Linked DNA regions of Homo sapiens: region 1 is linked to region 2. A link is an interaction called in ENCODE POLR2A ChIA-PET data of the cell type or tissue named here. Cell type or tissue: MCF 10A. All regions are shown on one strand. Links, peaks and the distances in the headings refer to the core of each region. The heading gives the core; the rest is flanking DNA. Region 1 overlaps ZNF277 (zinc finger protein 277). Region 2 overlaps ZNF277 (zinc finger protein 277).

Region 1 (4,401 bases), core at 183-4,182, 58 kb before region 2:
CAAATATATGGGAATTAAACAGCCTGTTCCTGAATGATCAGTATGACAAAATTAAGATGGAAATTTAAAAAAATTTTGAAACAAATGAAAATGAAGACACAACATACCAAAACCTCTGGGACAGAGCAAAAGCAGCGCTAAGAAGAAAGTTTATAGCATTAAATGCCTACATCAAAAGAATAGATCACAAATTAATAACCTAATGTTGCACTTAAAGGAACCACAAAAACAAGAATAAACTGAACCCAAAGCTAGCAGAAGAAAAGAAGTAACAAGTCAGTACAGAACTAAAATAAATTGAAACAAACAAAAAAAATCAATGAAACAAAAAGTTCTGTTAAAAAAAGATAAAGAAAATTCATAGACTGCTCAATAGGCTAACCAAGAAGAGAGAAATTCAAATAAACAATCAGAAATGAAACAGGAGAAATTACAGCTGATACCACAGAAATACAAAAGATCATCAGAGACTAAACAACACTATGCTCACAAACTAGAAAACCTAGAGGAAATGGATACATTTCTAAAAACATACAACCTCCCAAGATTGAACCAGGAAGAAATAGAAATCCAGAACAGTAATAAAAATCTCCCAAAAGCAACAAAAAAAGCCCAGGACCATATGGTTTCCAGCTAAATTCCACCAGATATACAAAGAAGAACTGGTACCTGGCTTACCAAAACTGTTACAAAAAGACAAGGAGGAGGGAATCCTCCCTAACGTATTCTGCAAAGCCAGTAACACCCTGATGTCAAAACCAGGCAAGGACACAACAAAAAAAGAAAACTATAGACCAATATCTTTGATGAAGATAGATGCAGAAATCTTCAACAAAATACTATGAAACAGAATCCAACAGCACATGAAAAATAAATAAATTAACACCACCTGCAGAGGAGGCTGAGGAAGATGGATGAATAGACCCCTCCAGCAATCATCCCCACCTATACAAACACCAAATTGAACAACTATCCACACAAGAAAGCACCTTCATAAGAACCAGAAGTTAGGTGAGCAAATCACAGTACCTGGTTTTAACATCACATCAACGAAAAAGGCACTGAATAGAATAGGAAAGACAGTCTTGAATTGTCTAATCTGTCTCTCCCCATCTCTCAGCAGTGGCAGCTTAGCGCAGAGAGTGCTTAGGGGAGGGAGAGCGCAGTAATTGTGGGGCATTGCATTGGAGCTCTGTGCTGCCCTGTCACAGTGGAAAGCAACACAGGGCAGAATTCAGCCAGCACCCATGGAAGGAACATTTAGACCAGCCCTATAGCTAGGGGGAACCATCCATTCCAGCCTTTGGAACCTGAGTTCCAGCTAGCCCCACCAGCAAGGCTACAGTGCTTTGAGGTCCTAAAGAAATCAGAAAGGCAGTCTAGGCCACAAGTAGTGTGATTCCTGGACAAATCCTTGTGCTGTGCTGGGCTTGGAGCCAGTGGACTTGAGGTACATGTGACCCACTGAGACACCACCTGTGGTGGCCAGGGAGGTGTTCGCGTCACCCCACCCCAACCCTATGCATCACAGTTTGCAGCTCCCGCAGAGACTCCATCCTTGGTCTGAGGAGAGAAGAATGGGAGAGTGAAGAAGACTTTGTTTTGCAATTTGGATACAGCTCAGCCACAGTAAAATAAAGCACCATGCTGAGTCCTAAAGCCCCCATTCCAGGCCCTGGCTCCTGGATGATATTTTTTACTTAATTTTTTTTTTATTTCAATAGATTTTTAGAGAGCGGGTGGTGTTAGGTTACATGAATAAGTTATTTAGTGGTGGTTTCTGAGATTTTGGCGCGTACCGCCCTGAACGTGCCCGACCTCATCCGGATGACATTTTTAGACACATCCTGGACCAGAAGGGTACCCACTGCCTGAAGGAAACAACCCAGTCTAAGCAGGATTCATCACCTAATGACTAAAGAACCCTGGAGCCTTGAATAAACATCAGCAATAGCCAGGCACTACTCACCAATGAACCTTGGATGAGACCCAGTACTGTGCTGGCATCAGGTGTGACCCAGCACATTCCCAGCTATGGTGTCCACAGAGAAAGACTCCTTCTTGAGGAAAGGAGAGGGAAGAGTAAAAAGACTTTCTCTTGCAACTTGGGTACCAGCTCAGCCACAGGAAAAGAAAGCACCAGTAGATTCCTAAAGTTTCCAGTTCTAAGCCCTAGCTCCTGGACAGTATTTCTAGACCCACCCTTGGCCAGAAGAAAACCCCCTCGCCCTGAAGGGAAGGACACACGTCTAGCTGGATTTATTACTGCTGACTAAGGAGCCCTAGGGCTCAGTGGTAGCCAGGCAATAGTTGCCACAGGCCTCTGGTGAGACCCAGTACTGCTCCGGCTTCAGGTCTGACTCAGCACAGTCCCAGTGGTGGTGACCACAGGAGTGTTTGTGACCCCTTTCCCCCCAATTCCAGACAGCTCAGCATGGAGAGAGAGATTCTGTTTGTTTGAGGAAAGGTAAGGAAAGAGAACAAGAGACTCTGCCTGTTAATCCAGAGAATTCTGGATTAGGCAAACAAAAGCCAAGAGATTTTTGTCAACACCAGACCTGTCCTACAAGACATGCTAAAGGGAGTTATTCAGTCTGAAAGAAAAGGATGTTAATGAACTATAAGAAATCATCTGAAGATGCAAAACTCATTGGTAATAGTAAGTACACAGACAAGTACAGAATAGTATAAAACCATAATCATGGTATGTAAACTACTCATATTTTGAGTATTTTGAGTAGAGGGACTAAAAGATGAACCAATCAAAAATAAGTACTACAACCACTTTTAAGACATAGACAGACAGTATAATAAGATCTAAATAGAAACAGCAAAATGTTTAAAAATGGGAAGAGTTTTATTGGTTTACAGTGTAGAGTTTTATTGGTTTTCTCTTTGCTTCTTTGTTAGTGTGTTTATACAACCACAGTGTTAGCTTATCAGTTTAAAATAATGGGTTAGAAGACGTTATTTGCAAGCCTCATGATAATCTCAAATCAAAAAGCCTACAACAGATAAAAATTGAAATGCCAGAAATTAAAATGTACCACCAGGGAAAATCACCTTTATGAACACGAAGACTAGAAGAAAGGAAAGAAGGAAGGGAAGACTACAAAACAATCAGAAAACAAATAATAAAATGACGGGATATCAAAGAGATTTCTGTACTCCAGTGTTACATCAAGTTAAAAAAGCTTTTACACAGCAAAGGGGTGGTTAATGGATACAAAAATATAGTAAGATTGAATAAGATGTAGTATTTGATAGCACAACTGAGTGATACAGTCAACAATAATTGTACATTTTAAAATAACTAAAAGATATAATTGGATTGTTTGTAACACAAAGAAAAGATAAATGCTTGAGGTGTTGGATATCCCATTTGCCCTGATGTCACCATTACACATTGCATGCCTGTATCAAAGTATGTACCCCAAAAATATATACACATACTATGTACCCACAAAAAAATTTTTAAGAAAACAAAAACAAATGCTACTGAGCTATGATAACCAAAACAGTATGGTACTGGCATAAAAACAGAATGAAACAGAATAGAGAACCCATAAATAGAATGGAACAGAATAGAGAATCCAGAAATAAATCCATACATTTACAGTGAACTCATTTTTGACAAAGATGCCAAAAACATACATTGTAGAAAGGACAGTTTCTTCAACAAATGATTCTGGGAAAACGATATCCATATGCAGAAGCATGAAACTAGACCCTTGTCTCTTACCATATATAAAAATCAAATCAAAATGGATTAAAGACTTAAATCTAAGACCTCAAACTGTAAACCTTCTAGAAGAAAACATTGGGGAAACTCTCTAGAGCATTGGTCTGGGCAAAGATTTTTTTAGTATATCCCAAAAGCTCAGGCAACCAAAGCAAAAATGGACAGATGGGATCATATCAAATTAAAAACCTTCTGTACAGTGAAGGAAACAATCAACAAAGTCAGGAGAAAACCCACAGTATCGGAGAACGTATTTGCAAACTATCGTCTGAAAAGGGATTTACGACCAGAATATACAAGGAGTTCAAACAACTCTATTGGAAAAAAAAAAATCTAATAATCTCATTTAAAAAATGAGCAAAAGACCTAAGGAGACATTTCTCAAAAGAAGACAAACAAATGCTGAACCAGGTATATGAAAAGGTACTCAACATAACTGATCATCAGAGAAGTGCAAATCAAAACTACAATAAGATATTATCTCACCTCAGTTAAAATGGCTTTCATGCAAAAGACAAGCAATAACAAATCCTGGCAAGGATGTGGAGAAAGGGGAGCTCTCGTACACTGTGGGAACATAAATTAGTGCAACCACTATGGAAAACAGTTTGGAGGTTGCTCAAAAAACTAAAAATGTGCAATCCAGCAATCCTGCTCCT
Region 2 (4,401 bases), core at 224-4,223:
TATTTTTATTTGATGTCAGCTCGTGTCATGTTTATCTCTTTCTCCCAGACCTCTCTCCAGCACAGACTTCTAATACACAAATGCCCTTTCCATAGAGCACCATGGTATTGGAAAATTAATGTTAAGAAAAAAATTAATAATAAAAAGGAGACAAAATATTGGGAATTGGGGACTACTTAGAGAACTTTACAGGAATCTTCAAATTCTCTACTTCTTTAAAACATTTACTGTGGACCTAATATATCCAAAACATTCCTAGATGTGCTAAGTCAAGCCATTTAAAATGTCCAAATTTCTACTCTTTCTATATTCTTCATCTATTTCAATAAGTCCCATTTCTTTTTTTGGTTCTTTGGTGTAAGTTACTTGTTTTGTCCCTCAGTTGTGTGGCCTGATAAATTGGGAGCTATAGAATCAAGCTTTCCTTTTCCTCTCTCTATGAAGATAACACTCTCTTCTTGGTACCATTCAATAAATGAGATTGCAGTTGCCAATATAAATCTTGTTAGATAAATGGAAAGATAAACCACTTGTTAAATCCTGTCATCTTACTCCCTCTTTCATCACATATGTAGGTCTGGGTGTTAGGCTTTGGTTTTTAATTTAGCTGGTGTGTTGCTTCTAACTCTGCTCATTAGATACAAGAATTGTAAGTTAGGCTATTTTTCCAAAGTCTAAATTTGCCTCATTTCAGACTCAGTGTAGACATATGGAATTTTTCTGTCTTGTTATATTGATATTGAATTTAGACTGATTTCTCATTGCATTATTCTTCTGACCTCTGTTCTTTTGATACATAAGATAACCACTTAGTTTTCTCTTTACTGCAGAGTGTGTCATAGCCTATTTAATCGTTATTGTATTTTAAAGACACATAAACTTAGGTGTTATTTCAGAAAAATTCATTATCACATAAAAATAATTCATTTTAACTTTCCTATATGTCTGTTTATTGAATTTGGGGATAGTAGAGTTTAGTCATTTTCATGCCCTTACATGGTAATTCCTTTTTATTAAATCTTTATTTGATACTTCTATAATGCTCCACTGCCTTTGTATTCACAAAAAACTGCTAGAAAAGCAGTTTTAAGTTAACATTTGATTTGTTGCTTTGGGATGAGTGAATGTGCTTATAGATTCCTGTCATTCTAAAGCAAATAGTATATTGAATCTTCTCATCGTTCCTTATTTTATGTTGTTCTAAGGTACATTTTATATTGGAGGAAAAGGTTCACTGAACAGCCCATCACAGATTTTTGTAGTGTAATAAGAATTAATTCCACTGCTCCATTTGGTAAGTGTACATCTTGGCTACCATCTTTTCCCTACAGTATAAAAATTCAAAGGAATAATCTTACTGTCTTATATTAGAATTACTTTTACTTTCATGATAGATAAAATTAAATTGATGTGTTTATTTTGCCTAACTTGAATAAAGCTAAAACAGTTCTATGCCAAAGAGATCCTAATAGACACACACATCTGTATTTTTTAAGAAATAAGTCCTTCTGGGGAAAAAATGGTTAATATCTGTTTTCTTATTTGTTTTCCTAATCTCTCAACAGAAGAACAAGAGAATTATTTTTTGTTATGTGACGTTTTACCAGAAGATAGAATTCTTAGAGAAGAGCTTCAGAAACAGAGACTGGTAAGAATTGTTTTTAAAGGGTGAATAGTGTCTTGAAAATACATATAAATACATATAAAATCATATTGGTTTTTTTTTTTTTTACTTTTTGTTATGGAAACTTTCAAACATATGTAAAAGAGGAGACAATACAAAAAGGTCTTAAAACAAAAAAAAAGTATACACTTGACTGAAAATTAAAGCGTTTTATGTTAAAAATGCAGAGAGAATTTTTGGCTTTGTTTTGCTTCCTGGATTATCTCTAAAATAACAACAGAACTTACACATTTTAGTGTAATTTTAGCTGCCTGACACATGCTAGGGTTCAGTAGTCATGGAAAAATGCCCTCAGCTAAAATTGAGTTGAATTGATTAACCTTTTTTTCTCCCCTTTACTGGAATGTGCTATGCACTAGCATTTTTTTTATTTCCCTTTATGAATTAAGCATATGGTTTAATCTACATAGTAGCCTTTCTGGTTTTCAGGCTTAACCATAAGCAAGCTAATTTGAAAACCTCAGCATCTTTAGCCTTTAAAAAAGATAACAGCACATACAAGCATGAAAATTTTTATTTTATTTTATTTTCTTATTTTTATTTTATTTATTTATTTATTTATTTATTTTTTTTTTTTTTTTTTTTTTTTTTTTTTTTTGAGATGGAGTCTCGCTCTGTTGCCCAGGCTGGAGTGCAGTGGTGTGATCTCAGCTCACTGCAAGCTCCACCTCCTGGGCTCACACCATTCTCCTGCCTCAGCCTCCCGAGTAGCTGGGACTACAGGCACCTGCCACCACACCTGGCTAATTTTTTGTATTTTTAGTAGAGATGGGGTTTCACCGTATTAGCAAGGATGGTCTCGATCTCCTGACCTCATGATCTGCCCACCTCAGTCTCCCAAAGTGCTGAGATTACAGGCGGGAGCCACTGCACCCGGCTGAAAATTTTTATTTTCGTAAGTTAATCAGAAAGTAATTTTTTAAATTGTTACTTTTGTTTAAAAGTACATGGGTTCCCATTATTTGTGATTTAATCTCGACTATTACTTGAAGTTGACTTGCTGTTCCTTTAGTGATTTCTTGTAAGTCTTTCTTTTATCTTTGGACTTAGCTAAATATGTTATAAGAGAGAGAAATGATTTAAATATTTGTGCTATATCCTCAAGAGATCAAGGAGAAAAATAAATGCTATTTACCATAGTCATATAATTTAAGAAAGTCCCTGGAAGCATATTTTATTTTGTAGACATCCCAAATGATTATTTCTTCCAGTAGGGGAAGGTGATACCATTGGATGTTGATTTATATCTAAGAAAAGTTTTCCTGTACAACAACTGCAGTAAAGAAATAGGACTTCCTGAGTTTCTCTTCTCTCCTTATAGCAGTGTCTTATGAAATCTGCAAAACAAGGCTAAATTTACTATCATGTCTTATGGATGTTATTTGCGTGCACTTATTCATAATTTCCAATTTACATGAATTTTCTCACTGTTGCTAACAGTGGCCTTAAGAATGATCAAAAGATGTCATGATCCTAGTAGTCCTAAGGATTTATTTATAAGAACTCAAACCCTACTACTTCAGCCATTCTTGTTCTTTAGCATGCAGAATCTGTACGATGTGTCTGCAGATGGACTCAGGTCTCTAAAAATACCTACATATACTGCATTTAAGTTACCTTTTTTACTTTACAGTTTGATAGTGATACATTTAATGGAAGTGAGCATTATGCCAGCTTACAGAAACAAAAGAAGAATGAAAAGGCAATCAATCCATACATGCTCGTTGAATTTCTGCTTAAGTAGATGCCTATACAAAGAAGTACAAGAGTACAAGGCATAATCCATATCATACAAGAGTGTACGGTCTACTTAGAGAAGAAAGATAAATATGTATTCTTATCTTGGTAATAGAGATAATGATAAAATATCTTGCAGGGCTTATGAAGATTAAGTGACATGTAATATACTTAGAACACTACCTGGCACATAGAAGGCACTTAATAAATATTAGCCAATAAAAATAACAGTAATAATGCTGTGTCTTAACAATGAGAAGGATTTGGATAGTTAAGAGAGTTGTAGGGAAGGGAAGAAAGATACATATGCATCTAAATGTTCAAGGTGTATTCAGGAAAATCGAGTAAAAGTCTACTCCGGCTTAGATAGAAAAATTTTTATGGGGAGGAGTATGAGATAAATTTGAAGAGGTAAAATGGAGCTAAATTGTGGAAATCCTTCAGTGCCAGAAACTTGACTTTGTAGTAATAAAGACCCATTAATGTGCCCTCATTGTCCATCAGTGACATGAAGAAAAGAGTAAATGTAGCTGCGTATAAATCCATTTCAAGCTGTCAAAGCCTGAGAAAGACTAGACCAACTTGGGGATTGGAAGTAAGCTAACAATGACTGATGACCATCCATAAGCCATGCCTTGTATTTGGTTCTTGCTTCATAGCACCCTGTGAGGTGGCTATTAAATGCCGTTCTATTTATGAGTAAAATGTGGCCTAGGAAGCTTAATTTGCCCAGGAACACATAGTGAATGAGGTGCAGAGCTAGAGTTTCAAACCAAACATTCCAGGTACATGCCTTTTAAGCCATGCCATGCCAGCGTAGTCATTATTTGGCCTCTCATGTGTCTGGTACTACTATTCTAGGCTCTGGGAATCTCTCTGTCCTGGGTGCTCATGGTCTGACAAGTCTGTGTAGGGAGGGGATTCAGGCTTGGATTGAAGTTTAGGGAAAGCAGAGGCAGTTTACAATAGCCCGCCACTGG

What was found. ChIA-PET counts read pairs that join two places held together with the same protein. Peaks named below come from ENCODE experiments on the same cell type or tissue, not always from the same donor. Only the 100,000 strongest peaks of a DNase experiment are listed, where the experiment ranks them.
Region 1: POLR2A ChIA-PET joins it to region 2 with 5 read pairs; 2 of 35 experiments call an interaction of 5 or more read pairs at or near these places.

The regions. Positions count from the first base shown.
Region 1 is chr7:112,237,094-112,241,494 of GRCh38, forward strand. All of the region lies in intron 1 of ZNF277 (zinc finger protein 277), which reads left to right. Among named protein-coding and RNA genes, the nearest start is that of ZNF277, 33 kb to the left of the region's middle. In MCF 10A, for the core only: no CTCF peak of the experiment used is centred there; DNase peaks (open chromatin) are centred at 1,978 and 2,278.
Region 2 is chr7:112,294,664-112,299,064 of GRCh38, forward strand. ZNF277 (zinc finger protein 277) reads left to right here. Exons shown (of 12, transcript NM_021994.3): 3 at 1,206-1,294; 4 at 1,566-1,648. Among named protein-coding and RNA genes, the nearest start is that of ZNF277-AS1, 54 kb to the right of the region's middle. In MCF 10A, for the core only: no CTCF peak of the experiment used is centred there; no DNase peak of the experiment used is centred there.